Regions from separate parts of the Homo sapiens genome. Here regions 1, 2 and 4 are each linked to region 3. The links are chromatin loops, found by intact Hi-C in ENCODE. Cell type or tissue: mammary epithelial cell. All regions are shown on one strand.

Evidence for each region. A loop is a pair of places that touch in the nucleus more often than their neighbours do. Peaks named below come from ENCODE experiments on the same cell type or tissue, not always from the same donor. Only the 100,000 strongest peaks of a DNase experiment are listed, where the experiment ranks them.
Region 1: a loop joins it to region 3, with 17 times the contacts of the local background. A loop is called at or near these places in 20 of 110 quality-filtered maps.
Region 2: a loop joins it to region 3, with 7 times the contacts of the local background. A loop is called at or near these places in 8 of 110 quality-filtered maps.
Region 4: it touches region 3 in a loop (5-fold over the local background); 4 of 110 quality-filtered maps call a loop at or near these places.

What each region holds. Positions count from the first base shown.
Region 1 is chr1:202,497,027-202,505,026 of GRCh38, reverse strand. All of the region lies in intron 18 of PPP1R12B (protein phosphatase 1 regulatory subunit 12B), which reads right to left. Among named protein-coding and RNA genes, the nearest start is that of PPP1R12B, 150 kb to the right of the region's middle. In mammary epithelial cell, a CTCF peak has its summit at 3,547 (motif pointing left); no DNase peak of the experiment used is centred here.
Region 2 is chr1:202,595,622-202,603,621 of GRCh38, reverse strand. SYT2 (synaptotagmin 2) reads left to right here. Exons shown (of 9, transcript NM_177402.5): 4 at 504-623; 5 at 1,077-1,244; 6 at 1,565-1,732; 7 at 3,148-3,265; 8 at 4,271-4,404; 9 at 6,659-8,000. The coding sequence ends at 6,865. Among named protein-coding and RNA genes, the nearest start is that of SYT2, 110 kb to the left of the region's middle. In mammary epithelial cell, a CTCF peak has its summit at 3,295 (motif pointing right); a DNase peak (open chromatin) is centred at 3,311.
Region 3 is chr1:202,716,731-202,724,730 of GRCh38, reverse strand. It overlaps KDM5B (lysine demethylase 5B), which reads left to right. Exons shown (of 27, transcript NM_006618.5): 27 at 1-236. Among named protein-coding and RNA genes, the nearest start is that of SYT2, 10 kb to the right of the region's middle. In mammary epithelial cell, a CTCF peak has its summit at 4,948 (motif pointing right); a DNase peak (open chromatin) is centred at 4,950.
Region 4 is chr1:202,996,164-203,004,163 of GRCh38, reverse strand. It overlaps the pseudogene MGAT4FP and the pseudogene RPS20P8. Among named protein-coding and RNA genes, the nearest start is that of TMEM183A, 7.2 kb to the left of the region's middle. In mammary epithelial cell, a CTCF peak has its summit at 4,730 (motif pointing right); no DNase peak of the experiment used is centred here.

The sequences.
Region 1 (8,000 bases), 220 kb after region 3:
AATTAATAACTTCAAAATCATGTGATCCTAAGGCCAATAAAAGTATTCCGAAAGCCTTACTCTCATCCAGATGTAGGAACTTGTAGATTTGGAAAATAATTTAAATGGATTGTAATCATCTCTATTTAAATGTATTAGCTCATTTTCATTTCACAACTCTAAGAGGTAGACTATTATTATCCCTACTTTACAGATGAGGAAACTGAGGCATACAAAGGTTAAATAACCTATCCAAAGTAGTTAAATGGTTAAGCTGGGGTTAAATGCAGGGAGTCTAGCTCCTGGGTGTGTCCTCTTAACTATTATGCTATATTATTTGTCATAACAGTATGTAATATGATATAAGAGATATAACAGATATAAAGATACAAATTTGGAAGGTAGTGCAACAGCTGTGCACTAGGACTACAACTATGTGACACTAGCAAGGTACTTAATCTCCTGGGCCTCAGCTGTTAACTTTAAAATGACAGTGTTAACTAGGTGACCTTTAAAGTATTTTTTAGCTTTAAATTTAGTCTGTAACTGTCATTCTAGCCACCCCAGAGAAATCAAATTTTAATATACAGTAACAACTTTTAGGTGTTGTTTTATTTCTAATAAAAGTTTTTCCAAGAGTCTTCTTTTTTTGGGGGGGACAGGGTCTCGCTCTGTTGCCCAGACTGATGTGCAGTGGTGCGATCTTGGCTCACTGCCACCTCCGCCTCCCGGGTTCAAGCGATTCTCATGCCTCAGCCTCCCGAGTAGCTGGGATTACAGGTGGGCGTCATCACACCCAGCTAATTTTTGTATTTTTAGTAGAGATGGGGTTTCACTGTTGACCAGGCTGGTCTCGAACTCCTGACCTCAAGTGGTCCATCTGCCTCGGCCTCCTAAAGTGCTGGGATTACACGCGTGAGCCACTACGGCCGGCCTCAAGAGTCTTCTTAACTGAAATTGAAGTGACATTTATTCAAAGATGTAATAGAGCTGAAGAAAATTTGGCAAAGGAGACCAAGAGGTAAGTTAACAGATCATTTGCAGACATGGTAATTAATAGAATCCCTCTGATGTAGTAAGAAGAGTCTTATGACATCCCTGGACTTCAAAGGCCTCTAGACAAGGTTGCAGAAAGGAAGCAATTTCTAGCTCAAAAGACACCAGAAGATGCCCTGGAATGTCCAGGTCTCCTATACCATTGCATGGTCCATTTATAAACAGACTGAGCAGATTTCATGGGAAATAGCCCTTGAAAAAAAAAAAAAGGTAAAATAAGAACAATGATAAAACTGCCTATTGTTCCATGTGTTTTGTTTGATTTCGTTTTGGAAAAAGGGGGAAACTGCATCCATATTCTCAGGGTCAGGTACCAGGATTGCTCAGTTTCCTTTGCTGATTCTTCCCCTTCTCCTCAATTTGAATTTCGGAGTGCTCCAGGGCTCTTTCGGCCTCTTCTCTGTCTACATTCATTCTCTTCGTGGTCACATTCAATCTCATGGTTTTAAAATCCAATCTTTAGGTTTACTGATATCCAAGATGTAGTTCCAGCTTGGCCCTTAAACCTGAATTGCAGATTCCTACATCTAACTGTCCTCTTGACATTTCCATGTAGAAATATGTCAATCAGACCTATTAGATTTAACAATTCTAAAACCAAAACCAAATGTCTACTTTTCCCCCACCAAATGTATTCTGTATTCTTCCTGTAGTATTCTCCATCTCAATTAATAAAATTCCATGCTTTTAGTTGCCTTAGCTAAAAAGTCTTAGTGTCAACCTTGACCTTCTGTTTTCTCACCTGATATCCAAGAAAACAGCAAATCTCATTGGTTCTAACTTCAAAATATATCCTGAATATGACAACTTCTCAGCATCTTTACTGCCTGCTATTATCCTGGTACAAACCACCGTCAGTTTTCTCCTGGATTACTGTATTATAATGGCCTCCTAACTGATGTCCCTGCTTCCACCAATGTCCTCCCAGAGTACATTCTCTAAAATAGCAGGCAGTAATCCTTTAAAATATAAATATAATCATGTCACTCTTGTGCTCAAAACTACAAAAGCCAAAGTTCTTATAATAACTTATCAGTCGATGCCATTTGGCCTGCTTGCACATTCCACTGTAGCCACATTGATTTTTTTTAACCTGTCCTCAAGCATGCCAGACACCTATCTTAGGGTCTTTGCAATTGCTATTCCCTCTGTCCATAACACTCTACCCCTACATATCCACATAGTTTCCCACCTTGCTTCCTTTAAGACTAGGCTTAAATCATATTTTCTCAGTAAGGCCTATCCTGACCACCCTACTTATAATGTCAACCTCCTTCCATGTTGGCACTTCTGATTCCTCCTTAGCCTACTCTATATGGTTTTTCCATAGCACGTATCACCTTTTAACATAGTATTTACTTTATATATTTATTTTGTCTGTCTCCCCCACTAGAATGTAAATTCCGTAAGAGCAGGGCTGTTTGTTCATTGTTGCATCCCCAGAATCTAGAAAAGTGCTTGATCATAATCGGCGCTTAAAAGCACTTGTTGAATTAAGATGCTTACAAAAGTGAAGGCAGGACAAAATGGAAAATGCATTTAGTGGCTTCTGGTATATTTCTATTTATTTCTATGGCATTTATTTTCTGTTAAAGTTCAAAACTCAGCTCTGCTAGCAAATTCCAATTGTGTTCTTTCATGTAGTTTGAAAACCTTGCATTTAATAGCTTAACTCTTTTAGAAGACTTTTACCAACAGATCTCTCCACGAGCATACCCCCAGTTATCTAAGGCAGGTACCTTGATATCTATAATTTAGTAACTCTTTAACACTATCTCCTTTACCAATCAGTTTTGAGGGATGACTAGTAATCCAGACCTACTGATTGCATTCTGGATGGGGACAGCTACATTGCTAACTTTGAGGGTAAGGTTTCAGTGATTTTGTTCAGATTGAGTGCCACCTGATTTATCTAAAAGCAATAGAGATTCTAGGGGAAAAGAAAAGTATGAAAAGTCTTACTTCCTGACATACATAACTACCCACCTATGTCAAGGACAGCAGAAGAATGCTGATGCTCTACCCACTGAATCTTGATACTCTGAGTAGGCTTTTAAGTTGTCCTTCAAGAAGACGTTCCTTCACTCAAGGAGGTGAGATGCTACTAGCAAGTCAATTCGAACATGTAACCTGCTGAGTAAAAAAACCAAATGGATGAATAAGGAATAGAAAAGGATGTAAGTCCTAATTTCAGGTTTGCTTCACTACAGTCAAACAAAGAGGTTCCCTGAAAAAAGGTACAGGTTGCTCACCTAGCAGAGATGTCATGCCCAAATAATTCTTAATTTCTCTGAGCCTCAGTCTTCTTAACCATAAAATTGGTTCCTAATCCAAGATATCTCTAGATTCTCTTCCAATCCTATGATACCAAAAGTTGGGAGGCAAGTACCTTTACTACATTGAACCCGGTCCTTCAACAATTCCTTAAAAACAAAGGCAATTTGTCTTCTGCTCAGCTTTAGGGCACCATTCTGCCTGCTCACCAATATCTTTTCTGTTGACCACTTGTGCCCTCTAGTGATAAATTCAATTATACAACAGGATTGGCTTGGAAAACAGCTCCAGAGCAAACAGGGAAAACAGTAAGAAAGCAATAGATAAAACTCAATGTAAAGAAAATGGAATCCAGGCCAAAGATGCAGGTAAAAAAAGATAGAAATATCCAAATGGTCATTATCTTCTGTGGCGTACCTATGCTTGTTCCCTCCAGGGCAAACATTCTATGTGATTACTACTATAGTAAAGAAAACAGCAAACACACTGCTGAATATAAAAGCATTTTCAGATATAATTAGAATAACCCTATTCCTCAAATTAAGATGCAGATTATTTTTCATTCAGAAAGACAAAGGATCTATTAAGATTCTCAGAGACTGTCATATACCTAACGTGGATAAACAAAACAGAATTGTTTTTAAACACATCTGTCAAGGAGGTGCTAAGATGTCAATTTTACATATTCATTGTTAGTTTCACTGGTTCATGGATTTACCAGTGGAGATGGGTTCAGACTAAAACTATGCACTATGTTGGGCTTAAGTAGGGTCCCCAGCCTTCTAAGCATGTTCCTTGCTGTCCCCAGCATAGCAATGCATGACTAGTCTATCACATACTCTCTTTTTAAAAATTTTAAATTGATGCATTATAATAGTACGTATTTATGTGGTATGAAGTGATATTTCAATACATATATGCAATATGTAATGATCAAATCAAGGTAATCAGCATATCTAGCATCAAAAATAATTTATGTTAGGAACATTCAAAATCCTCTTTTCTAGCTATTTGAAAATATACAATAAATTATCATTAACTATATTCACCCTTTAGTGCTATAGAACACTAGAACTTATTCCCCCTACCTGTAATTTTATATCTGTTAACCAACCTCTGACTATCTCCCTTTTCCAGACTCCAGTAACCACAGTCCTACTCTCTACTTCTATGAGCTCAACTTTTTAAGATCCTACATATGAGAGAGAACATGAGGTATTTATTTTTCTGTGACTGACTTATTTCACCTAACATAATGGCTTCCAGGATCATTCATGTTGCTGTGAATGACATAATTTCATTTTTCTTTATGGCTAAATAGTATTCCACTATGTACATATACCACATTTAATTTATCTGTTCATCTGTTAATGGACATTTAAGTTGATTCCATATCCTAGCTATTGTGAATAGTGCTGCAATAAACATAGGGGTGCAGATATCTCTTTGAAAGACAGAGAGACAGTGAGAGTGAGAGAGAGAGAGAGAGAGAGAGAGAGCAAGAGAGAGAGACAGCGAGAGCACCAAATCCTAACCACTAGACCACCAGGGAGCGTCATCTCTTTGATACACTGTTTTTCTTTCCTCTGGATAAATACCAAGTGGTGGGACTGCTGAATCATATGGTAGTTCAATTTTTAGTTTTTGAGGAACCTCCATACTGTTTTCCATAATGGCTACACTAATTTATATTCCCACCAATAGCGTATTAAGAGTTTCTTTTTCTCTATATCCTCACCAGGTTTTGTTATTTTTTGTCTTTTTGATAACAGCCATTCTAACAGGTCAGATGATCTATTTCATTGTGGTTTTGATTTGCATTTCTCTGACCAAATATTCTATTGATAGCAAACATTATGGCCATTCCTGGCCATAAATCTTACCTGTATATAAATGTTGGTTACATTTTTCTTGGTATATAAAAAAGGAAATGAACTTCAATGACCTCAATAGAGATTTAGTTTAAACAACAGAAAGGTCTTAAACCACGTTGTTGTCACTGCTATACAAGTGAAGTATTAAACAATCTTCTTTTGAAATCTTTAAGAAGGGGGGAAAAACCATAGATATTTTGAATCATTTAGGTCTAACTCTGACTGGAGGCATAAGATAAAGATAATAACCGTTGAAGCTTCCTTTCTACCATTAAAATTAAATATTATTGGCTGGGCATTGTGGCTCATGCCTATAATCTCAACATTTTGGGAGGCCAAGGCAGGAGGACTGTTTGAGCCCAGGAGTTCGAGACCAGCCTGGGCAACGTGGTGAAACCCCATCTCTAGAAAAACTCCAAAAATTAGCTGGGTGTGGTGGCTTGTGCCTGTACTCCCAGCTACTTGGGACACTGAGGTAGTAGGATCACTTGAGCCTGGGAGGTTGAGGCCGCAGTGAGCCATGACTACATCACTGCACTCCAACCTGGGCGAAAGAGCAAGACCCTGTCTCAAAAAAAAAATTAAATATTACTGCTGGTTGATTTCTATCTTTTCCATTCAATTCTCTGTCCTGAGAGGCAACCACTCTTCTGATTTCTATCACCATAGATTAGTATCACTTATTCTTGAGCGTTAATGATGAAACGTTTTAAGGTGATGGAAAAGTTCTATATCTTGATTTGGGTAGTGGTTATACTGGTACATACAAGTGTCAAAACCCAGCAAACAGTATATTTAAAATCTGTGCATTAATTGTAAATTATATTTCAGTTAAAAAAAAGCCAAGATATTAGAGTCTTGGGAAGAGATAACTTTAAAAATAATAGATATTATAATTCTCAAGGAGTGGACTAGGTAAGAGAAGGAAGCCAGCATGACCTCAATAGCAGATATAGTTTTATTGAACTAAAAACCAAGAAAGGAAAGAGCTGCCCTGGGCTTCTCAACTGTATCCATGCTGATTAGCTAACAGCACCATTTCAATGGAATGCCCTCCGCTTTAACTGGCTCATTTGTTGTTGCAGAGCTGAGTCAACTGTACTGCCTGAAGGATGAAAATGGAGCTGGGGTAGAGAGGTGGTCATAAGATACTACTGATTGTCTTGAAATAGAAATGTAGGAATTTACACTAGGCCATGACCAGGCATGTGGCTCTGTAGGCCCATATAGATAATGGCATCATGCCTGCTAGCATTAGGAGAGAGTGCTCAAGGGAGAAAAACAGTTAAGAATTTAACTGAAAGAAATGAAACAAGCAAATATAAGACTTTTACAAAAAGGATGCCTCACCCTATGCTGATTCATTATCGGCCTTTCTTCCTGCACTATTAGCGAGGCTGGAGATTGGCACTTGGAATATATTTCTTATAGCAACCTTAGCTTATCTGCATAAATTCAAATGTACCAGTCCACAGATAATGGGCTGTTTATTCTTTTTGATTCACATTGTTGTTTTCCTGACACATGGTAAACACTAGTAGATGCCTTATGCAATTGGATGTGTGGAGTATTTTTTAGTCTGACAAATGCCTTTCACATCAAACTGCAACAGTCTCTGCTTTTCTTCATACTTTCAAGTCAACAGTCCTAAAGTAAAATTCCCTAGGAAGTACTGCATCAAGATCATCTTAATTTTCCTTACTTGGTACCCTCTAGGCTAGGATTTTCCAGTGCCAAGAAGTTTAGAAAAGTAGAGAATAGAATTTTCACTGGCAAAAGACATTCTTATGACAACAAAGCCTTCCCTTTTGCAATTCCCTGGATTTAAATGGCCTATGTAATTCTGTATGGATAATGTTCCATTTCAGTACTCTATAATCTATAACTCAGATCCTCTGAGTTATATTTCCTGAGTTATATATGCTTTGAGTTATAATTCCCCAAAGGAACTTTCCTATATTCACTCTTCCTATCTCCAAAAGCCTTTCCAAGCCCCTTGAAGAAACTAAGAGTTGCTATAATTCATACACATACACACAGGCACACACTCGTGCCCCAAGGAACCTCTATATACTATTTCCACACCACATAGCTTGCCTTTATGAAGTAGCCCCAGCTTCAACCAAGGGCAGGCAATTCTCACCTATGTCACCGTTAGTCATTAAAGGCACTACTTTCTAGAAGGCTACTATTGTCTGTTTTGGATCTAGACAAAAATATAGGCAGATCAATGACAATATATTATTTATATCTTCTCTGCTAAAGATGAGTTAGATGTTAATTTTCAGTACAGGTTATTAAATATACTCTGAAAACATACTTCCAATAAGTTGTAGGATACAAAAGGTCATCTTTTTACATAATTTCAATAGAAAAGCACATGTATTTCAATTAATTTAGTCAGAACCAAATTCCTTCCTTCTTGGAAAACAGTACTAAAAAGAAAACCACCACCAATCATGTCTGAGTGGCTTACAGGAGCCTGGAGTATCTTCAGAAAAGCTGAACTTAGGCCTTTCACTGCAGGGAAGAGTTGGATGTCAGGCCTTAAAAGGGCAGAGTTATGTAAGATGCCAGATGTTTAATCTTATCTCAAAGTCAAATATAAATGACTTGGGGACTGTCTGATGTTTTACATTCTCCACATTTATGTCCCTCTCTATTAGTGCGGATCCAAAAAGGAACTGGTATCACTCTTCACTTTTCATTCAAAGATTTCAAAGTACTTCATATAATCCAATAACATACAAGAGAGAAAATGATGGATCCTATAACAGTGTGAAAGACTGGCAGTAGGCACAGAAAAATGTAGGAAAC
Region 2 (8,000 bases), 120 kb after region 3:
GCTGGTTTGAGCTGCAGGATTTTCTCTTACATCACTTTCTTCTTTCTCTCTCCACCTCTGTGGGCTCACTCTGCTCCTGTCTGCCTGGACCGTACTTCTGGTATGTCTTGCCCAGGATGCGTGGGGCCTGAGCTGGGGAAAGTGTTTGGGAGAGGGCTTACAAGGGAAGTAAATCCTACCCCCACACCAGCCCCTAGAAGCTATGGAGCAGTTGGCACAGGGCCTGGTCCCATAGCACAGTGTGTCTCAGAGGCAGGAGAGTGGTGCCCAAACCAGAGCCATGTCTCAAACACAGGGTTGGGGGTAGAGGAGCCACCTAGGGGTTCTGATGGGCCGTGAAGGAGGGTCCCATGGCAGGGCCACGTTCCCTCTTGTGTTCCCACCACACACAGCTCTGAGTCAGGGTCTACCACAGAGGGGCTGGTTTCCCGTCATCCTGTGCTAAGCCAGACTTCTCGGTCCTCCCCTTTTAACTTGTTCCCTCTCTCCCCCAGCTCCCACAGGATGACGACGACGCAGAGACAGGCCTGACTGAGGGGGAAGGTGAAGGGGAGGAGGAGAAAGAGCCAGAGAACCTGGGCAAACTGCAGTTTTCCCTGGACTATGATTTTCAGGCTAATCAGGTATGCAGGGCTGTGGGGGGGCAGAGTGGGGGAATGGGGAGAGGCCTGGGAGTTGGGTGGAAGGGGGATAGAAACAGCTCCCTCAGAGATGTGTGGGCACTACTCCTTTCCATAGAATGAGGCAGGCTGGAAACTGCAGGGCCTATAGCTCTGGACATTGATGCTGGCTTGGCCACTAGCCTGCTTTGGGGAAGGTTCCAAGTTGATTATGCTATTAACCTCCCCACCAACCTTGGGCAAGGCAATTTCCCTTTCTCAGGTTTCCTAAATGCCATTCCAAATTCCTTGGGATGGAAATGGAGACCAATCTTCCTCTCTAGCACCAGCCTCCCGCCATTTCCCTGCCCCAACTGCCTCCTCTGGGACGGAATTGGTGGGTGCTGGGTCTGGGGCCAGTTGTGGTATTGGAGCAGTCCTGAGACTCAGGCCCCTTCTCCCCATCTCTCTCCACAGCTTACTGTGGGCGTTCTGCAGGCTGCTGAACTGCCTGCCCTGGACATGGGAGGCACCTCAGACCCTTATGTCAAGGTCTTCCTCCTTCCTGACAAGAAGAAGAAATATGAGACCAAAGTCCATCGGAAGACACTGAACCCTGCCTTCAATGAAACCTTCACCTTCAAGGTGCTGAGGGCTGGAAGGGTGACTCCAGCTCCCTGCCTGATCCCAATTCTCTGCTGAGTTCTACAGACCTTTCCTTGGTCCTTAGCCATGGCTCAGCCTGGAACAATGGCAGCCTTGACTGCAGGGCTACCCCGGCCTCTATGGAGGATCGGGATCCCTCCCACCCCACCCTCACACTCTGCTCCCCAAAAGCCTTGGTCTTTGTCTGTCTCGGCACACTAACCTGGACCCTGTGGGCTGGAATGCAGGCCCCTGCCCATAGCACCCCTGGAGGTGCGTGAGTCGCTCTGGCCCCCTCTGATTCTGCTTGTGCCCTGCAGGTGCCATACCAGGAGCTTGGGGGCAAAACTCTGGTGATGGCCATCTATGACTTTGACCGCTTCTCCAAACATGACATCATTGGAGAGGTAAAGGTGCCTATGAACACAGTGGACCTCGGCCAGCCCATTGAGGAGTGGAGAGACCTGCAAGGCGGGGAAAAGGAGGAGGTAAGAGCAGAGATGAGGCCAGGTTGGGCAGAAAGACGAATGTACAGGTGGGCTTCCACCTCTTGGCATGATGGAAACAGGGTGGGCTTTGGAGGCAGACGACCTGTGTTAGGATCCCAGCTCCACACTGCCTGGCTGTGTGACCCTGGGCAAGTTGCTTACACTCTCTGGACTCGGGTTCCCTCCTTTAGTCTTTTTTTACAGATGAGGATTCATTACCTGCATAAAGCGCCTAGCGCAGCGACTGGTATTTGGTAGGTACTCAAATAAATAAAAACACCATTATTATTGTTACTCCTAAGCTTCTGCTATTACCTAAGGCCAGTGATTCACGCCTCTGTGCCTCAGTTCACCCACAAGAAAAGCTCATGTTTGTTCTAAAGGATACTCAGCAAAGGGACTTGTCCTCCCAGAACTGCTACAGCATCCATTCACTCACTAAATATTTGCTGAGCAATTGCTGTGTACCTAAAACTCCATTTTAGCCATTCTTCCTTCTGGGCATCAATCATTTGTCTTGGCCAGGGCCCTGCTACCTGGCACACTCTAGGCAGTGATGGAGGGCTGAGTAGAGAAGCTTAAGACATCCTTTTTTCCCTTTTGTCCCCTGTGCCTGGGAGGAAGGCCAGCACACCTGAACCAGGACCTGTGTGATGTCGTCAGTCTTGCCCTGGGTGGCTTTGACTTTGAGCAGCTTTGACTCTGCAGTGTGGTGTTGGCCTTAGGAATTAGGAGCCCTGGGTCCTCAGCCTGCCTACAGTGCTAAATTGTTGTGTGACTTTGAGCAAACCATGGCCTCTGGGAACCTCAGTTTCTCATTGGTTACAAAGAATTCTTGTCTTGTTTACATCAAAGAGTTGCAGTGATAGTAACAAAAGGGATGCAAATTGCTCCGAAAACCACAAATCATACTACAAGTGGAATGGTCCACAAGGAGAGATCTTGGTGGGTGGGACTGTTAAGGGAAAGAAGGCTTCTGAGACATTCAGTCCCCCAGGGCCCTTGGTGGTGGACACGTGGCTAACCCACCCGCTTCTCGCACACCTTCCCACCTTACCAGGGCCTGGGGTGGGAGCCCAAACATACTCCCAACCTCCCAGATCCCAGATCCACCCAGGGATCCCTCCCTCAGTCCTGCCACCGCAGCTGTCCTCTACCCCCCTCATCTGTCAGCATCCTCAGCCCACGGCTCCTGAGGTCCCAACCTGTCACTTTCAGGGACTTTGTTGCACTGCATCAGGGGGACCCAAGGTCAGATGCTGGAAGACCTTCTCGGCCATCACATATATGGGGACTGGTGATGAGGGAGGCAGGGACACATCACTGCCTTGCTAATTTTGGCAAGAAAGAGGTCAGCCATGAGAGAGGCACTAGGATGGGTGAGATGACCCAAGTCCTGCTCTTCCCCTGGACAGCCGGAGAAGCTGGGCGACATCTGCACCTCCCTGCGCTATGTGCCCACGGCCGGGAAGCTCACTGTCTGCATCCTGGAGGCTAAGAACCTCAAGAAGATGGACGTGGGCGGCCTTTCAGGTACGTGGAGAGCTTCTGGCTGCCATTGGGTGGCACCAGCGAGCCAGTCAGCACCAAGTCCCAGAGTTTGCACACTCCAGTGAAGAGGAACACTTTGCTGCCCTGGGACTGAGATGTCTCCTCGAGGAGCGGGGGAGCCTTAGCTTCCCAGGCCCTCCTTTTCTCCAAGGGCCCCTTGTCCCCATCAGAGCTGCCTTCCCAGCGCTCTCTGGCCATGCACTGTGGGCTACAGAGAAAAGGATCAGAGAAATTTCATCCCCAGATAAGTTTGTGACTTAGGATTTTACTTCTCCCAGGGAAATGAGCAGGGCTTAGCCCAAAGCATGACACCACAATCGAGACATGTTTCCAGAAGAGGCTGTAGGCTCTGCTGGCTCTGCCCTGGAAAGGGGAGGGTGAGGCAAGGGAGTGGAAGATGCTCTGAATATCACATTTACCTGGCAGTGAATGGGGCTGGCCCATGGCACAGGGCTCTAGTGGATGAAGCCTGCTGCCTCAGCTGCCTTCCCAGAGAATCAGCCCTGGGCATGGGCTCCAACCAGCGCGTTTCAGTGCCAGCCTGGCTCTGTCACTGACCCGCTGTGTGACCTCGGGCAGGTCATTTCCGTTCTTTGGCCTCAGTTTCTTGTCTGCAAGATTAGGGGGATCGGATTGGGATTATGACCCAGCAGATGTGTGTCCTGACTTCAGCACTCCCCACCCACTCCCCAGTACAGGATCACAGATGAATCCCCAGACTCTTTCTCACAAGGCCTTACTTAGACTCAGAAATGCCCTCCACCCAATGCTTCAGGAAGCCACAACCAACTGGTCACAGTTGGTCCTGGAGGTGAAGCCTTTTGCCACCTTTGAACTGGATGGCATGACTTGGGGCTTTCTGAGGGCCTGGTCTCAGCGGAGTGAAGACCCCCTCTTGACCGATGCTCTGGGCAGGCCTTGGTACATTCGGCAGGAAGGCTGGGGGCTAAGGGGAACCTCTCTGGGGTTGGGATTCTCCCTCCGCAGACCCGTACGTGAAGATCCACCTGATGCAGAATGGCAAGAGGCTCAAGAAGAAGAAGACAACCGTGAAGAAGAAGACCCTGAACCCATACTTCAACGAGTCCTTCAGCTTTGAGATCCCCTTCGAGCAGATTCAGGTGCTGGAGCCCTGGGTTCCTAGGCATGGAGCAGGGTTTGGGGAGGCAAACATGTATGGGGAGGTTGAAGAGAGGGAACTCACCTAGAGACCATGGAACAGCCTTTCTTGGTAGGGGAAGGCTCGAGGTCTAATGGTGCCTGGGTGGGGCCTCCTTCCCAAGTGCTTCAGGGATCCCCCTTTTCTGAGGAGATAAACATGAACTAATTCAAAAAATTCTGCAAATCATTCGTTTAGGACTTGAAGGACCATGGTCATGCACACAGATGTATGGGGGTATAGCAAAGGTGCCAGAGGGGTTGGGAGCTGGCTGAGAGGGTGGGAGTGGCCGCTGCCACCTCCATCCTCTCCAGCCACATCCTGTCTTGGCCATCCCTGCCCCACTTCCACTGCTCTCTAGGTCTTTCCCATCTACTCCTCTGATCTGCTTCCTCTCCTCTCTCCCTCCACCCTTCCAGCCTTCTCTATTTTTCCTTCCTTCTCACCAGCAAGTTCTGTAAATGTTGGAGATGAGGTCTGGTTTTCACCATTTCCAGGTATGAGTGGGATCTGGACGTGGTAGGACAAGAGACCCACCCACCCACCCATTTGGGCGGGAAGTCAGGCGCAGCTGGGGGCTTGCAGAGTGGTCGGTTATCATGGAGTCTTGGTCTCTCCTTCTTTGTAGTGAGCTGATCCCACCCCCTCTCCTCCCCGCAGGAGGGCTGGGGGCAAGGGTACAAGAGAATCTTCAGAGTTGGTTCTGTCATCTATGGAGATGTGTATGATGTTATTGATGGAATACTTCAAGGGAACACTGGGCAGCTCAGTGATAATGTTAATCCAAGAGAAGTCCTCATTACAGAGAATTTTAGATCTAGAGCATCCTGACCCAGGCATCTCAAATTCAACATGCCTAAAACCAATGTAATGTTCTTCTTCCTACCTCTTCCCAGCCAAGCCTGTTTCATCTGAATTCTGTTTTCAATGAATGACCCCACAGTCCATCATTTACCCAGTGGCCCAAGTCAGAAACCTGGGCGTCACCTTAGACTGACTATTTCCTTTTTCCTTTCTCATTTATCCAACATACTTTACTGAGCATTTCCTAAGTGGTAGGCTAGGGGATGAGGAAATAAGTGTGTAATCCACACACTCCTTGCTCTCAAGGACCTCACAGTGGGAGGGCACCAGTAAACAGTCTAGTAAAGCACAGTGAGACGACAGCTTCAATGTCCATGAAGCGGAGGACTGTAGTGAGGCTTCCCAGAGAGAGCTTGGTCCTGAAGGACAAATCTGAGTTGGCTGGAGTCACAGGGGAAAAAGGCATCGAGCATTCAGCAAATCCAGCTGATCATCAAGTCCTCTTGATTCTCTTCCTAAATACCTCTCCAACCTGGTTTTGACTTCCCATCCCCACTGTCCCTGCCTTGGTACAGGTATTCGGGATCCATCCTCCCAGACCCTCCAGCATCCTCCAATGGGTCTCTTCCCTGCCATTAGGCCCACTCCTCCTCCAGTAAATCTTCCAACTCAATGCCAGGGCTCTCTCTCTCAAATGTCCACGACACTCCTTTTCTTAAAGTCGTCAGGAGTCCCCTACTGCTTGCCTGAAAGACAAAATGCAGACTCCTTGGCTGACCCCAACCTACTCTACCAGCCTCATTTCCTGCCTCACTGCTTCTCACCCTATACCTCAATGACTGAACATCTAATGTTTCTCAGATGCCAAATGCACTCTCAGGTCTCTATGCCTCTACCCAAGCAAATCTGTTTTCCTGGAATCCTCTTCCTTCTTTTCTCCTCCTAGAGAAATTCTCAGACTTCATGTCCCAGTCACCTCTTCTGTGAAGCCTTTTCTGATTGGCCCCAGGACTGTCACCTCCTCTAAGTTTCCACAGTACCTTGTGCCCATCTCTCTAGCATAACCTTTATCAATTCATGTTGTAAGTTTTCAGTTACATGTCTGCTGATCTCATTGAGGAAGTGAAATTCATCTTTTCACTTTTCCTTCCCTCTTCTCCCCCTCCAAGTGCTTAACAGGGTCTAGAGCACAGTACATCCTCAATAAATGCCCAGTGGTAGAAACAAAGGCTGCCAAAGGCGTGGCCTCTGCCTCCATGTCAATTCAGTCTTCACTGGAGCAGAGATGAAACCAAGGAGCCCCAGGAGGCCTTACCTTCCCAATCATTGGGAGTAGAGGTTGATGGAGGATAAATTTGGTCATGGGATCCCACGTCTCTGTCTGCCAACTCCCTCCCTCGTTTTCCTTGCAGAAAGTCCAGGTAGTGGTCACCGTGCTGGACTATGACAAGCTGGGCAAGAACGAAGCCATAGGCAAGATCTTCGTGGGCAGCAATGCCACGGGCACAGAGCTGCGGCACTGGTCCGACATGCTGGCCAACCCCCGGAGGCCCATCGCCCAGTGGCACTCGCTCAAGCCTGAGGAGGAGGTGGATGCACTCCTGGGCAAGAACAAGTAGACAGCAGCGGCTGGGACCCCACACCTTTCACGGACACTGACAAGATCCAGAGCTATCAATACCTCAGTTATGCAACCTTAGAGGTTTTCTTTTTTCTTTCATTTGTTGGGTGGTTGTGTCCTTGTTTTTCCTTGTTTTTCTCTTTTTAAAGACCAACTTCCCTTTGATGGCTGTGTGAGGAGAGTCCCCTAAGAGGTGAAAGAGAAGCCTGGCTCTGTTCACGGTCCCAGGAGCTGTCCTTGCTGCATGCCCTGTCACAGTTCCCTCGACTCTTTCAAAGCTTCACATCTGCCTCACCCCAAGCGAGGCTCTCTACTGGCACAAACTTGCAGCAGTTCCTGTTTTTTGAGCCTTCTGGACCAACAAAATGGCAGCACATCCTGCTTCCTGACAGGGAAGGCATCACAGTGGCCAATGATCGTGTGTGTGTGTGTGTGTGTGTGTGTGTATGTGTGTGTGTGTGTGTGTGTGTGTGTGTGTGTGTGTGTCTTTGAGCATTTCTCTTCATTCCTGGAATGTGTGTGTGTGTGTGTCTCTTTGAGCATCTCTCTTCATTCCTGGAATGAGCCATGGACAGTAAAGTTGTGTGGGAAAAGAAGGCTCTTTGGGGACCCTGACATGAAGAAGTCCACTAAGTGGGAGATCTTCTCTCATCTATGGCAAAGTCTCAGGATCCTGTTCAGATATCGGGGCTTTCATACTCCTGTTGGTGGCTATTTGGGAGGCAGCAAGATGTGAAGACTGGATGTGTTCAGAACTAGGACCAAACGATGCCATCAAATACTTCCTCCTGCCAGTCATGGTTTCCCCAGAAGTGTAGTTCCTGGGACATTCATGGATATGAGCTATTCACTAGTTGGGTCAGACTAACAGGGACTCTCAGTCCCAAAATCTCACTCTTATTGACAATAAATATCAAACTATGAAGAAACAGAAGTCCCATTACCAGAAAGACCAAAATTAAACTCCTGGATCTTCACCCCATCCAGTGGGAAACACAGATGCTTTCTCCCTTTCCAGAATATAAGCAGCCAAGTTCATTTGCATTTATTCCCCATTGTGCTTTTGCTTCTGTTTCTCTTTTAAGTGGAGCAACACTGTCTGAAGACACGTTATCTGTGCAGAGCCAGAGAAC
Region 3 (8,000 bases):
CCTTCTGTGTATGATCAGGACAAGTAGTTCAACAGTTAATAAAAAAGTTAAATTATTGGATGAGAAAGATATATTTAACCTAAATCATAAATATGTATATCCATTTAATAAACACTAAAATTGAGAAAAATTAGTTTGGGGATGAGGGCCTTCATTCATAATAGCCATAATGCATTATCTATGATGTGAGCTTGATTGAGCTTCTTTAAAATGCATAAAGAATTTGAACAACAAAAGAAATTTGATTTTTTTTTTTGAGACAGTGTTTCACTCTTGTTGTCCAAGCTGTGGTGCAATGGCACAATCTCGACTCACTGCAACCTCCACCTCCCAGGTTCAAATGATTCTCCTGCCTCAGCCTCCCAAGTAGCTGGGATTACAGGCATGTACCACCACACTCGGCTAATTTTGTATTTTTAGTACAGACAGGGTTTCACCATGTTGGCTAGGCTGATTTCGAACTCCTGACCTCAAGCGATCCACCCGCCTCAGCCTCCCAACATGAGCCACCACACCTGGCCTAGGAATTTGATTTTAGAATTCTAAATACTTATCATTTTCTCCAATCTTTTGTAAGAATTTTACCCACCTAAATAGACAGTTTTACAACTAACTCAATCTGGTTTTTATAAAAACTCTTTACACACTCATTTCATTGGTTTATGTAATAGTCAAAACATAGTTACTATAACAATTTGACCTAGTATATGATTAGGAACAAATACTACTTGGTGAGAGCAGGCCACAGGTGCTCGGCAGGCCGAGACCACGAGTATATTTTACAGAAGGAATGTAGAGGGAGAGCATAGGTTGGTCGAAGTTGCTTAAGAGTGTATTAGTATCTGGTTGTGTGTGTGTGTGTGTGTGTGGTTTTTGGTTTTGTTTTTGTTTTTTTGAGACAAGGTCTTGCTCTTTCACATAGTTTGGAGTACAGTGGCGTGATCATAGCTCAATGCAGCTTCCACCTCCCGTGCTTCAAGCGGTCCTCCCACCTCAGCCTTCCAGGTAGCTGGGACTACAGGTGTGGGCCACCAAGCCTGGCTAATTTTTAAAAAAGTTTTTTTGTAGAGATGGGGTCTCACTATGTTGTCCAGGCCGGTCTCAAACTCCTGTGCTCATTGGGGGATCATCCTGCATTGGCCTCCCAAAGTGCTGGCATTACATGCAAGAGAGTGTCTGTTTTTAAATCACTTGGTCTGCCTCTTGCAAGACTTTCTTCTTTTTTTTTTTTTTTTTTTTTGAGATGAGGTCTCACTCTGTCACCGAGGCTGGAGTGCAGTGGCGCAATCTCGGCTCACTGCGACTTCTGCCTCCTGGGTTCAAGTGATTCTCCTGCCTCAGACTCCCAAGTAGTTGGGATTACAGGTGCCCACCACCATGCCCAGCTAATTTTTGTACTTTTAGTAGAAACAGGGTCTCACCGTGTTGGCCAGGCTGGTTTCGAGCTCCTGACCACAAGTGATCTGCTTGGCTCGGCCTCGCAAAGTGCTGGGATTACAGGAGTGAGCCACTGCACCTGGCCTCTTGCAAGACTTTCTAAGCTCCTAGGAGAAGCCTGGTGTTTAAGATGCTCCATAGCTTCTGAAGCCATCCTAATCCACTGGCCAGTTATAGCACACTTGGAATTTTGTTCTTTTAATGCTTTTAACCCATCATAGTCACTGTTACTATGTCACAGGCATGGAAACTAAATAGATGAAGCAACACTTCACTAAGCCCGTCCTTAGGAGAGGTGGGCTTTGGAATAATATGCGGGCCTTATCCCTGATCTGGGCCTTAGCCTTATTGTAAGGAGGAGCTCTTGGTCTGGTTGCTTTGCTAGTTCCTTGTCCAGGACATTCTACATGTCTCAAAGAACTAAGAATATTGGTCCTGGAATTGGTGAACCTGCTTCATCTCTGTTGCTGTCCCCACATTTCCTCTTACTTCCAGCCAGCAGGGAATAGAGTGGGCAAATGTGACTTAGGGTTTAACCTCCAGTCACTGATAGATCACTTATTTTTTTTTATAGCCCTGTTTGTGGAGTACTTTTATTTTTTAGAGATGTCTTGAAATCTAGCAGCCATGTTTAGCCTTGAAGTGGCCACCCTCAAATGACCAAAATGCCTCAATGATTAGTTTCCTTTTCCCTCTTGAGACCAAGAACCCATGGTCCTTAACATGGTGTGTTTCACAGATACCTCTGTACATTAGGCAATTTCACAAGAGGCAGATCCTGGGCACAGGCTTCTGGACTTTGGCATGCCTTAGGAGATTAGCAGAGGACATGGTGGACATGAGTGCCCACAGCCTGTTTCTGTGCCCTCTTCATTTCCATACCACCTCACACTCCACTCAAACCCTTCAAGGAGCAAGAGTGAACAACTAAAGCAGGTCTTACTGAATCAAGGAAAAGAATGTCCAGTTAAGCAGAGGGGAGTTAGAAGAGAGAATAAGGCAGTGTGACTGAATATGCAAGCACTTACCTCAACATCGTTCCCATTGATTTCATTCAGTATGTGTCCTTTGAGCCACGGCTAAACTTAGGGCAACTCTGGCTGCCACTTCAGCTTGGCCACCAGATAGCACCATTCGGTTTCCATAAGGGCCATGTATCCTCTTGCCATATTGATGGCTGGTCCTATTGGTCAGAAGGAGGGAAAAACATGACACTGAGTTTAGGTACTAATCTTCAGTTAAGATTATTAGGGGTTGTAAGTCGCCAGCCCTTAATAGCGGAGAAAACCTTTGGGTCTTTGCATACCTCCTCCTCTAAACTTTGGTCATGGGATAGGTTTATGTATAGATCAAAGGGAAAATGGGAAGAGTCGAGGTGCTCTTGGTATAGGCATTACAATTTAAGTGATGACCACAAGGAAAGGCGGCCCTGGACAGAGGGCCAAAGTGTGCTGATCGGAAACTTCACTGTTAATTCCTTACCCCAGAGCCACCTTCACTGGACAAGGGTGGAGGACAGAATTGGCATGTATTATTACTGAAGGCTTTTTATGAGTCCAGAATGATGAGGTCCTCAGGGAAGCGGACATAGGAAGGTATCATTATCTCCTTTGCTAGATGGCCTATAGACTGAGCACCGAGGAATCAGTTGTGGAGGAGGTGTGACTTAAACTGGGATATGGGCAGAAGTTGCATAAGGCTTGTGGCCAGTAGCTGAGCCAGACTCCAATCCCATGTCCTTTTAATACTATGACCTCTATCACATCTATGAGTTTAAAAGACAAAACACCGGGCGCGGTGGCTCATGCCTGTAATCCCAGCACTTTGGGAGGCTGAGGTGGGTGGATCACCTGAGGTCGGGAGTTCGAGACCAGCCTGACCAACATGGAGAAACCCCGTCTCTACTAAAAATACAAAATTAGCCGGGCGTGGTGGCACATGCCTGTAATCCCAGTTACTAGGGAGGCTGAGGCAGGAGAATCACTTGAACCTGGGAGGCAGAGGTTGCAGTGAGCCGAGATCGTGCCATTGCACTCCAGCCTGGGCAACAAGAGCAAAACTCTATCTCAAAAAAAAAAAAAAAAAAAAGACGCACCGGGCGCGGTGGCTCATGCCTGTAATCCCAGCACTTTGGGAAGCCGAGGCAGGCAGATCACAAGGTCAGGAGATCAAGACCATCCTGGCTAACACAGTGAAACCCCGTCTCTACTAAAAATACAAAAATTTAGCCGGGCGTGGTGACGGGTGCCTGTAGTCCCAGCTACTGGGGAGGCTGAGGCAGGAGAATGGCATGAACTTGGGAGGCAGAGCTTGCAGTGAGCCGAGATGGTGCCACTGCACTCCAGCGTGGGCGAGAGTGTGAGACTCCATCTCAAAAACAACAAAAACAAAAACAAAAACAAAACACTTCTATAGCACTAACTACCAGATATTGTTCTTATGGCTTTTTTTTTTTTAATTGAGACAGAGTCTCACTCTGTCGCCCCAGCTGGAATGCAGTGGCGAGATCTCTGCTTACTGTAACCTCCACCTCCTGGGTTCCAGCGATTCTTACGCCTCAGCCTCCCAAGTAGCTGGAATTACAGGCCTGTGCCTCCATGCTGGCTAATTTTTGTATTTTTAGTAGAGATGGGATTGCACCATGTTGGTCAGGCTGATCTTGAACTCCTGGCCAACTCCTGGCCTCAAGTGATCTGCCCCCTTCAGCCTCCAAAAGTGCTGGGATTACAGGCGTGAGCCACTGCGCCCAGTCTTATTAGGGCTTTACATATGTTATTTAATCCTTGTAACACATGAGGTAATATTTCCCTGTGGGTGAGGGTGGAAGGCTGGAATTTTGATGCAAAATTGTGCCCTCACTTGTAAGCTTAAAAAAAAGATCTGCCTCTATAGGATAACTTGTTAGCTTTAGAGTTCAAAATAAGGAGCATGCTCCATATCTGCCAGATCCTTGGATGTGGGGGCAACTCCAGCGTTCTTAAAAGGAAGGCTGGCCGGGCGCGGTGGCTCACGCCTGTAATCCCAGCACTTTGGGAGGCTGAGGCGGGCAGATCACGAGGTCAGGAGTTCGAGACCAGCCTGGCCAACATGTTGAAACTTCGTCTCTACTAAAAGTACAAAAATTAGCTAGGCATGATGCCATGCGCCTGTAGTCCCAGCTACTCGGGAGGCTGAGGCAGGAGAATGGCATGAACCCAGGAGGCAGAGGTTTCAGTGAGCCGAGATCGTACCACTGCTCTCCAGCCTGGGTAACAGAGCTAGACTCCATCTCAAAAAGGAAAAAAAAAAAAAGGAAGGCTGTGCCCAAGTCTACTGCTTTTTTGCTCAGGAAGACAAATTAGTAGCCCAGTCTGAACTAATGGCAATCACAGTTATCTTTCTTGCTTGTAATATCAATCCCCTAATATACTGAAACCATAGGGTGGGGCAGGTGGGATGGGATGTTGGAGAGGAAGTGGCTGTTTTCCAGGCCCTTCGGGACAAGCCAGGAGGAGCTTCTAATAAGCAACAGAAGAGGGCAGCAGAGGACCAGGATTGAGCTGCTTCCCCTCCTAGTTCCACGGGAGGGAAAGCGGTGGTGGAAAGACTTGAATACCTAAGGCCACTCTCCATTCCGTTTCTGGTCTGTGACCTGCCCTGAAGTTAGACATCAGGATCTAATCTTCTGCAATGTTTTGCCCCTCACAAAATTCTTCAGTTCATTGTGTATATCTAACCTGCTTGCTGTTTGGAAGATTAGGTTGGAGATTTAATGTTTTTTTTTTTTTTTTTTAGTTTTTACTCTTTTTTTCTGTTTTTTTAAAAATAGAGATAAGGTCTCACTATGTTGCCCAGGCTGGTCTTTAACTCTTGGGCTCAAGCTATCCTCTTGCCTCAGCCTCCAAAAGTCCTGGGATTACAGGTGTGAGCCACCATGCCCAGTCTAATTTTTATCTTTTTAGTGATGGAGTCTTGCTATTGCCCAGGCTGGACTGGGCTGTAGACCTAAGACTGAAGATCAGGCTTTGGATTCTCATTCTACCTGAGGTGGAGCCAATCCCTAAGCCAGTGATGATCCCAGTTATGTGCCTAGCATACTAACCACCTACTAGGCTTTGTAGATTTGTATAGAACGGGGACACTGCACTATACCCAAGGAGCTTGAAATTTAATATAGAAGGAAACTATGTAAAATAATGTTTCAAGTTTCTTGTTCCAGTGTGCGTGCACATTGTGATGGAGCTAGAGAAGAAAGAGCAAGGCTTAGGAAAGGTGAAAATTTGATTTGAGTTGACACTTGAAATAAGGTTATTGCCAAACTGGCCATGTGGCTTTGCCGAAGATGGAGCCTTGGCATGTTTAAAATAAGACTGGTTTACAAGGTCCCCAGGGGTACTCTGTCCTTATCTGCCCCTCCCCTCATAAGTTTGGTTTGACTGCAGCTCCCTAAAGCACCACCTAAGGTAAGTCAGGGGCATTGGCTGCAAATTGTTCCAGTAATGGTTCTCTGACTAGGGACAGGCTTTGGCTCAGTGGTTCCCTTGAATACTGAGGCAACTCTTTGTGTGAATGGAGAAGAACTAGGGAAGAGGTCCCAGGAGTCTGTGCTCTGTACCTTCAGTGACTTCTGTGTAGCCAGAACAAGATGTACATCTAGGGCAAGCTGAGGAAGAAGGCATTTCACATTAGCACACTTCATGGTGAGAAATAATAAAAGCTAACACAGCACTTAGTACGTTCCAGGCTCTGGATCCCTTGCATATATTAACTCATTTAATCTTCACAACATCCCAATGAGATTGATACTATCATGCCCATTTTACAGATGAGGAAATTGGGCTTCAGCGAGGTTAAGACTGAAGGCCATTCAGCTGGTACATAGACAGCCAGGATGCACCCAGACAGTCTGGCTCCTGAGGCTGAGCCCTATAAACAAGATGGAAGGCCGCTGAGTACTCTTGAGCCGCCTCTCAGATGTGTGGTTCCACAAAGCAGTAAACCATTCCTAACGACTCCCCAACATAGCTGCTGATGGATGCCCTTAAAGGCTGTGGTTTTTCTCCCACCGGTAGTTGAGTGAGGCTTATATAAGCCTTCTTTTAGAGAACTGAGTGAACATTCTTTTTTTCCTAAACTGGTTTGGGTAATTCACTGAAGTCACAAATGCATTTCAGCTGCCTCTTTAAGGCTACGGTACCTGCTGCCCCAGAGGGCAGACACTCAGGTCTGTAGGCAGGGACCCTGCCCTCAGGGGCCTGCTGGGGTGTGGATGGCAGCTCTACCATGGTACTCAGCTCTCAACTCCTCCACCCACCATCAGCAAAGCCACCTCAGTTGGGACTGAGGCTAGGTATATTGCATTCCTGGCAACCAAAGCAAATCCATACAAGAAGACCTTAGTGATGGGGAACTGCATAAGCAAATGTGTGGAAACTCTTAAGGTGCCTGGCCTGACTAGGGAAAGGAAACCACGGCATTAGGCTGGTTGGACCCAAGGTAAGTTGCCCTTGGGATAGCAGAACGTTTTCGGGCAGAAGCTCCTAGACAGTGCTCCAAAACCCAGAAAAAAGACCCAACAATGCCGGGCACAGTGGCTCACGCCTGTAATCCCAGTACTTTGGGAGGATGAGGCAGGTGGATCACCTGAGGTCAGGAGTTCGAGACCAGCATGACCAACATGGTGAAACCCTGTCTTTACTGAAAATACAAAAATTAGCCAGGCATGGTGGTGGGCGCCTGTAATCCCAGCTACTTGGGAGGCTGAGGCAGGAGAATTGCTTGAACCCAGGAGGAGGAGGTTGCAGTGAGCCAAGATCGCACTACTGCACTCCAGCCTAGGCAATAGAGCAAGACTCCATCTCAAAAATAAATAATTAAAAAGACCAATAAACATGTTTTGCTTGTAGGTCTTAGCATGTGTGCACATGTGCGTGCACACACGAACACACACACAGCTATCTTGAGTCTAGAAATGAGACCATGTGCAATCAATGTTCTGTGGCCAGGGGTTAGGGTGGTAGGAACAGGATCTAACAAAGGGTGTTCAATCCTCCTTTTTGAACTTTTCTCCAGCCAGGCCCTAGACAGTATGAGGAGGTAGGCAGCTATCCCATGGCTTCTAGACTCACTGGGCTTCCTTGGGAAAGTCACTCAACCTCTCTGGAGCAAACAATGTAGAGAATCATCATTAGGCTTGCTGGTCTTCTGGAGCCAGAAATAATAACAGTTACTGTAATACTCAATACGCACTGAGCACTGACTGAGCATCAGGTACTGTCCTAGATATCAGATAACCTAAGCTGACTCTCACCATGCTGCTATGAAATGAAGTCACTAACTCATGGCCTCTGAGAGGTGAGCCGAGATTGGAACTCAGGAAGTCTGTCTCCAGAATCCAAAGTGGTGAGCACGGCAGTATGTAGTATGCAGCCTCCTTTCAGAAGTCAGCAAAGGAAGGGAACTTACAGGCCCTCTAACCCAACTCCAGCTGTGAGTGGTTTTTCTAAAAGCATAAAATGGATTATGCTTAGATTCCTTCAATGGTTTCCATTACCTTCTGAAGAAAATCCAAACAGTTGGTCTAC
Region 4 (8,000 bases), 280 kb before region 3:
CTGAGACTCTTAAGTCCTTGGGCCAATATAGTGGAACAAATGATCCTACTCTTTCATTCCACCTTTTATTAAAAAGCAACAATTTTTAATTAATAGCACTGTTAATCTCCAGACCAGAAGATACAAGTTCTTGCTAGGAAGACAAGTAAAAGTTACTAAAATTGTTATTATGTTTAAATGCAAGTGGCTTAACCTAGCTATTAGGAAGAAAGTGAAAGGAAAATGTTGTTTTCAAATATTTTCCTCAGAAAAGTGGGAAATTCAAGGACAGCAGATAAATATATACAGCATTCGAATGCTATATTTCTAGATTATGTCCACCCTACTTTTTTGGTATTAAACTGTCCTTTAGACCCGGCACGGTGGCACACACCTGTACTCCCAGCACTTTGGGAGGCCGAGGAGGGTGCATTACAAGGCCAGGAGTTCAAGATCAGCCTGGCCAACATGGTAAAACCCTGTTTCTACTAAAAAACAAACAAACAAAAACAAAAATTAGCCGGGCATGGTGGCGGGTGACTGTAGTCCCAACTACTTGGGAGGATAGCTTGAACCCAGGAGGCGAAGGTTGCAGTGAGCCGAGATCGCACCACTGCACTCCAGCCTGGGCGACAGAGCGAGACTCCATCTCAAAAAAAAAAAAAAGGTTGTTATTTATTTTGCACTAATAGTAAATGCTCACAGGAGGTGTTTGCTTTTTAAGGTTCCTTTATCTTGAAAACTTAAAGATGGCAAATCTATGTTGGTTGTCATAATTTTCTTTCAAATTTTAATAGCCTGTGAAACCCTAAAGCCTGGGAATCATTGCTTTGGAGGTATTGGAAAAGTATCCCTTCGGTTTGAATAAATAAATACATGACAGTGGGATTTCCTACTGAAGGCAGTTTAGTATAAAAAAGCAATATTTTGAAAGTAGTCAAGAGTGCAGCTTGTGAAGTCAGACTTGCTTGCATTCAAAACTTCCCTCTGCCATTTATTATCTGTGTGACCTTGGAAAAGTTACTTAACCTCTCTGAACCTCAGTTTCCTTGCCTGTAAATTTCAGATAATAAAAACACCTGCTTCACTGGGTTGTTGAAATAATTAATTGAATTAACCCATAAAAAGCATTAAAAATAGCACATAGTAAGCCTCTCAGCTATTATTATAGTGGTGAAAAAGTTGTGGTAGTTGTTATTTGAAAACACCTTAGGTGACTGATTCCTTTTTGCTTCTACTGCATTAGGACAGAATACATAGAGTCAGAAGGAAGGCAACCCATTCCAGTTTATTAAAATGCTAAGACTAGTTAGTACCTAACATACAAGTGGCAGGGTTAGAATTCAGACTATCTCCAAAGTTCATATATTAAAAAAACACTGTTCACTTTGGGAGGCCAAGGCAGGTGGATGATTGAGGTCAGTAGTTCGAGACCACCCTGGCCAACATGGTAAAACCCCATCTCTACTAAAAATACGAAAAAAAAAAAATTAGTCAGGCATGCTGGGACATGTCTGTAGTCCCAGCCACTCGGGAGGCTGAGGCAGGAAAAAACACTGTCTTGGCCAGGTGCAGTGGCTCCCAGCACTTTGGGTGGTAGAGATGGGAGGATCACTTGATGCCAGAAGTTCGATACCAGCCTGGTCACCATAGTGAGACACCATCTCTGTTAAATAAATAAATAAGAATAAGAAATAAAAATAAAAACCACTGTCTTATACTGCCTCTAAGATTAAAAGAGTCATACTGAACTTTTGCCTTTGATTAATATTAGTAGTCTAAGTGTAAGTTCCTCTGAGCTGGCCACACCATGGTCAAGGCATTGTGACATTCTCCCACCCTTGTGATAATGTACTTTGTGATATTCCCTATCCTTGTGAATGTGCTTTGTAACGCTCCTGCCCGCCCTTGTGACAATACAGTCTCCCCCTCCGCCTTGTGAACGTACTTTGTAACATTCCTCCCTGCCCTTGTGACAATGCGTCCTCTCTGCCCTTGTGAATGTACTTTGTAACATCCTCCCCGCCCTTGAGAATGTACTTTGTAACATCCATCCTTTGCCCACAAAAATTGCTCCTAACTCCACGGCCTATCCCAAACTTATAAGAACCAATGATAATCCCACCACACTTCGCTGACTCCTTTCTCGGACTCAGCCCACTTGCACCCAAGTGAATAAACAGCCTTGTTGCTCACACTAAGCCTGCTCAGGTGGTCTCTTATACAGATGCGTGTAACAGTTAGTACACGTGGAGTCAAACTAAGAGAAAACCTGTAACAGAAAACAAACTGAAAGCGTACTTAAACAATGAATTTCTATGATGTGCTAAAGCTGTGGAAAAGATCTGAGAAGAATCTGATTCATAAGAAGAATGCAGTGAGCCAAGATCGCGCCACTGCACTCCAGCCTGGTGACAGAGTGAGACTCCATCTCAAAAAAAAAAAAAAAAACAAAAAAAAAACAGCTGTGGCACTAGAAAAACTGCATTTATTGCATTTATTAAATCTAGGGAAAATTGCTTGTGATTAACTTTACCCACCTTATTTAAAATATAGTATATTGATGCCGAGCGCGGTGGCTCACGCCTGTAATCCTGGCACTCTGGGAGGCCGAGGCCGGCAGATCACCTGAGGTCAGGAGTTCAAGACCGGCCTGGCCATCATGGTGAAACCCCATCTCTACTAAAAATACAAAAATCAGCCGGGCATTGTAGCCGGCATCTGTAGTCCCAGCCACTTGGGAGGCTGAGGCATGAGAATCACTTGAGCCCAGGAGATCGCACCACTGCACCCCAGCCTGGGTGACAGACTGAGACTGTCTCAAAAGCAAAAAATAAAATACAATATAGTATATGGCCAGGTGTGGTGGCTTACACCTGTAATCCCAATACTTTGGGAGGCCGAGGCAGGAGGATTGCTTGAGGCCAGGAGTTTGAGACCAGCCTGGTCAACATAGTGAGACCTCATCTCTATTTTATAAAATAAATTTTAAAAATAAAATATAGTATATGATACAAATAGTTCAATTCACATAGTTCTCAGTGGTTTTCAGTTAAAAATAATAGTAACAAATAGAGTAGCCTAGCGTTGGGAAGCTCAGGCTCTAGAGGCAGATGTTCTCAGTTTCAATCACTGTTCTTCTCTTAATAGCTACATAACCTGGAGCAGATTACTTAATCTCACAAAAATTCAGTTTCCTTATCTATAAGATGAGCTTCATAATGATTCCCAATTCATAGAGTTGCTTTAAGGATTAAATGAGATAATACAATATATGGAAAGCTCTTAGCTCAGCACCTGGCACATAATAAGCACTCAATAAAGGTGGGCTGCACTTAAAACTAGAAGCATATTCATTTGAATCAGTAGCTCTCAGCCATGACTGCACAATGGACTCCCTCCCTGGTGGTGGCATTTTATAAAGTACTAGTGACCTGGCCCTACACCCAAAGTTTCATATTCAATCAGTCTGAGGTGTAGCCTGGGCACTCGCATTATTTTAAAACAATCCCTAGAGGGCCAGGCTGGTGGGCCACACCTGTAGTTCCAGCTACTCTGGAGGCTGAGGAGGGAGGATCCTTCAAGACCAGGAGTTATTCTCTTAAAAACAAACAAAAATAATCCCCAGATGACTTTAATGTTCCGTCCAAATATTGAGAACACAGGTTTAGATCAAGGGCCAGCAAACCAGAGGCTGCAGGCCAAATCTGACCCCTACATATTTTTTGTAAATAAAGTTTTATTGAAATACTCCTACCTATTTATGTATTATCTGTGGCTACTTTTTTTCTTTTTTAACCAACTGATAATCACTTAAAGAAAATTGATTAATCCTGTGCAGAGGTGACTTCAACAGCTGGCTCAATACTGATGAAAGTAATCAATTTAGCAATTCAGAAGTTCTGTGTCAGTCAGTGAGTCGCTTGTGGATTCTTATGGGGATTTATCTTGGATTCTTACAAGTCTTAAACAAACTTCACCACAGGAGTTTTTCTCTTAGTGATTCTTAGAATCTTGGTAGGGATCTAAAATGGTCCTTTCACTTTGAGATTATTTTCCTTTGCACTTTTGATCAAGTCAGCACACATCTTCTCCAGGGATGTCAGGTTGCAGCTAGTTAGGGTAATTTTATTTTCAGAGACAGGGTCTCGCTCTGTCGCCCAGGCTGGAGTTCAGTGGCGCGATATCAGCTCACTGCAGCCTCGACCTCCTGGGCTCAAGAGATCCTCCCACCTCAGCCCCCCAAGTAGCTGGGACCACAGGTGCGCACCACCACGCCCGAATAAATTTTGTATTTTTTGTAGAGAAAGAGTCTCTCTATATTGTCCAGGCTAGTCTTGAACATGGGCTCAAGTGATCCACCACCTGCCTTGGCCTTCCGAAATGCTGGGACTACAAACGTGAGCCACCGCGCCTGGCCGGTTAGGGTAATTCTAATTCAGTGAATTAACTTGTGGTTCCAGGGATGTCTTTCTCATGTTGTTAAAAGCTGCGTCTGTGGCATGATTTCCTCTGGAGAGTGAACAGCGGCGAGTCAGTTGCAGGAGCGGGTGGACCAGAGTTCCGGTACAGCTGGGACCAGGTCTTCCTCAAAGAGCTATCTGTGGCTCCTTTCACTCTACAAGGCGTAATAATGACAAAGACCGAATGATCCTCAAAGTCTAAAATATTTGCCGTCTGGCCCTTTACAGCAAGTTTGCAGACTTCTAATTTAGAATAAAGTTTCTGGGCACTCTGCACCACAAGAGGGCAGTATAGCCTCAGTACGTGATAATTGAGTCTACAAAAATTTGCACATCAGGAATTACAGAAATGAACATATTTTTCCCACCTATAGGCTCCTTTCTCTAATTTACAAACATGCACAAGTCTACTCTGTCCTGAAAACCTCCATGACAAACACTGTTCCCTCCTCTATCTACCATGACTAATAAGAACACCTTTTGCCCATTGTCTTTGTTTCTTCAGCACCTAGACAATTCTTGTGTCACCAGACTCGGGCTTCAAAATTCACCTGTCCATTGAAACTACTCTTAAGGTAGCCAGTGACCTCTTCATTGCATTTTCTACATTCTCTTTCTTATATTTCTATGAGATCTCATCCTTCTTGAAATCATCTTTACGATGATACTCCATTTTTTTAGCTCTCTTCATTATCTCTCTGGCTACTCTCACGGTGACAATGCTCTTTTTTCTCCTTCTATAACCTGTGTTCCCTATTCCACTCTGTTTAAGATGGGCATCAGTCCAGATAAATGCTGTTTTTGCTTTTGCAAATTATTAGCCTTACAAAGTTTTGGGCCGGGTATGGTGGCTCATGCCTGTAATCCCAGCACTTTGGGAGCCCGAGGCGGGTGGATCACGAGGTCAGGGGTTTGAGACCAGCCTGACCAACACGGTGAAACCCCGTCTCTACTAAAAATACAAAAATTAGCTGGGCATGGTGGCGGGTGCCTGTAATCCCAGCTACTCAGGAGGCTGAGGCAGGAGAATCGCTTGAACCCGGGAGGAGGAGGTTGCAGTGAGCCGAGATCGCGCCACTGCACTCCAGCCTGGGCGACAGAGCGAGACTCGTCTCAAAAAAACAAAAACAAAACAAAACAAAACAAAGTTTGGGAATCAGATTGCTAACTTATAAGGGGCATGGCCAGGACTTAGTATGCAATGGGGCCAGGTAAGAAGGAATTGCTATTAACTGAAGAGGTTTGATCAAGTACCACGTCCCAAGGGCAGACCAGAATGAGTTGGGGGGTGAACACAATCTTCCTCAGCTTCATAATCCCACACTTCATGATCCAGTCAATTTTGGGGGCCAGACCCAAGTCTAATCCTTAGTATCTTTATACTGTTTCCTCTATCAGGGAATACCTGCTCCATTCCTTTCTCCTGGGTAACATAGGAGCTCTGTAGGATTAAAAAAAAATGGAGTTCCATGCTAGCTATAAACACTCTACTTGCAGTTACTATAATTAGCTGAGAGCTCTGGGAATTTTCAAGTTTCATTCACGCTGTAGTATGAATCAGAACTTCATCTCTTTTTCTTGCTAAATAGTGTTCCATTTTATGTATGCACCACATTGTGTTTTTCCGTTCATCTGTTGAGGGACATTTGAGTTGCTAATGTGAATAATGCTGCTATAAATATGGGTCCACAAATATTATTTCAAGACCCTGCTTTCAATTCTTTTGGTATATATCCAGCAGTGGAATTACTGGATCATGTGGCAATTCTATTTCTAATTTTTTGAGGAACCACCATACAGTTTTCCACAGCAGCTGCACCATTTTACATTTCCACAAACAGTGCACAAGGATTTCAACTTTTGTTCATCCTAGCCAGCACTTGTTATTTCCTGTTTCTTTTTAATAGTAGTCATCCTAATATGTGTGGGATGGAATCTCATTGTGGTTTTGATTTGCACTCCCCTGATGATCAGTGATATTGAGCATCTTTTCATGTGCTTATTGGCCATTTATATATCTTCTTTGGAGAAATGTCTATTCAACTCCTTTTGCCCATTTTTGAATCAGGTTTTTTTGTTGTTGTTGCTGCTGTTGAGTGTTTGGAGTTCTCTATATAAACTGGATACTAATCCCTTATAAGATACATGATTTGGGCTGGATGTGGGGGCTCATGCCAGTAATCCCAGCACTTTGGGAGACTGAGGCAAGAGGATTACTTGAGCCCAGGAGTTTGAGATCAGCCTGGACAACATAGCAAGACCCTGTCTTTACAAAAAATTTAAAAATTAACCAGATGTGGTGGTGCAGACCTGTGGTCCCAGCTACTCTGGAGGCTGAGGTGAGGATTACTTGAGCCCGGTAGGTTGAGGCTGCAGTGAGCTGTGATTGTGCCACTGCACTTCAGCCTGGGTGGCACAGAAAGATCCTGTCTCAAAAAAAAAAAAAAAAGATGTAGGATTTTCAAATATTTTTTCCAACTTTGTGGGTTGCCGTTTTACTCTGTTGATAGTGTTTTTGATGCACAAAAGCTTTTAATTTTCATAAAGTCTAAATTGTCTATTCTTTCTTTTGTTGCCAGTCCCCTTGGTGTCATATCCAAAAATTCATTGCCAAATCCAATACTGTGAAGCTTTTGCCTATGTTTTCTTCTAAGAGTTTTATAGTTTTAGCTCTCAAGTTTGTCTTTCATCCATATCAATTTAATTTTTGTATGTGATGTAAGGTAAGGATCCAACTTCATTCTTATGTTGTGTGCATATCCAGCTTTCAGAGCACCATTTGTTGAAAAGACTGTCCTTTTCCCATTGAATGGTCTTGGCTCCCTTATCAAAAATCATTTGACTGTATGTTAGAGTTTATTTCTGGGCTTTCTTTTCCATTCCATTAGTCTATATGTCTTCCTTTATGCCAATACCACACGTTTTGATTACTGTAGCTTTGTAGTGAGTTTTGAAATAAGGAAGTGTGAGTCCTCCAACTTTGCTCTTCTTTTTCAAGACTGTTTTGCCTACTCAAGGCAAATTCCATATGAATTTTAGGAAGGATTTTTCTATTTCTGCAAAAGACATCATTGGGATTTTGATGGGTATTGCATTGAATCTGTAGATGACTTTGAAAGTATTAACATCTTAACAATATTAAGTGTTCCAATCAATGAACATAGGATGGCTTTCCATTTATTTATGCTTTCTTTAATTTCTTTGGCAATATTTTGTAGTTTTCATTGTACAAGTCACATCCTTGGCTAAGTGAATTCCTAAGGACTTTGTTCTCTTTGATGGTATTAGAAATAGATTTCTTTTTCATTAATTTCATTTTCAGAGTGTTTATTCTGTTTATTACTTCATAGAAATTCAACTGATGTTTTTGTGTTGATTTTGTATCCTGCTAATTTGCTGAATTAGTTTAATAGTTCTAACAGGTTTTTTTGGTAGAATCTTTAGGACTTTGTACATATAAGATCATATCATCTTCAAACAGAGAAAATTTTGCTCTTCTTCTCAAATTTGGATTTTTTTTCTGTCTTTCTTTGTGCCTAATTGCTCTGGCTAGAATTT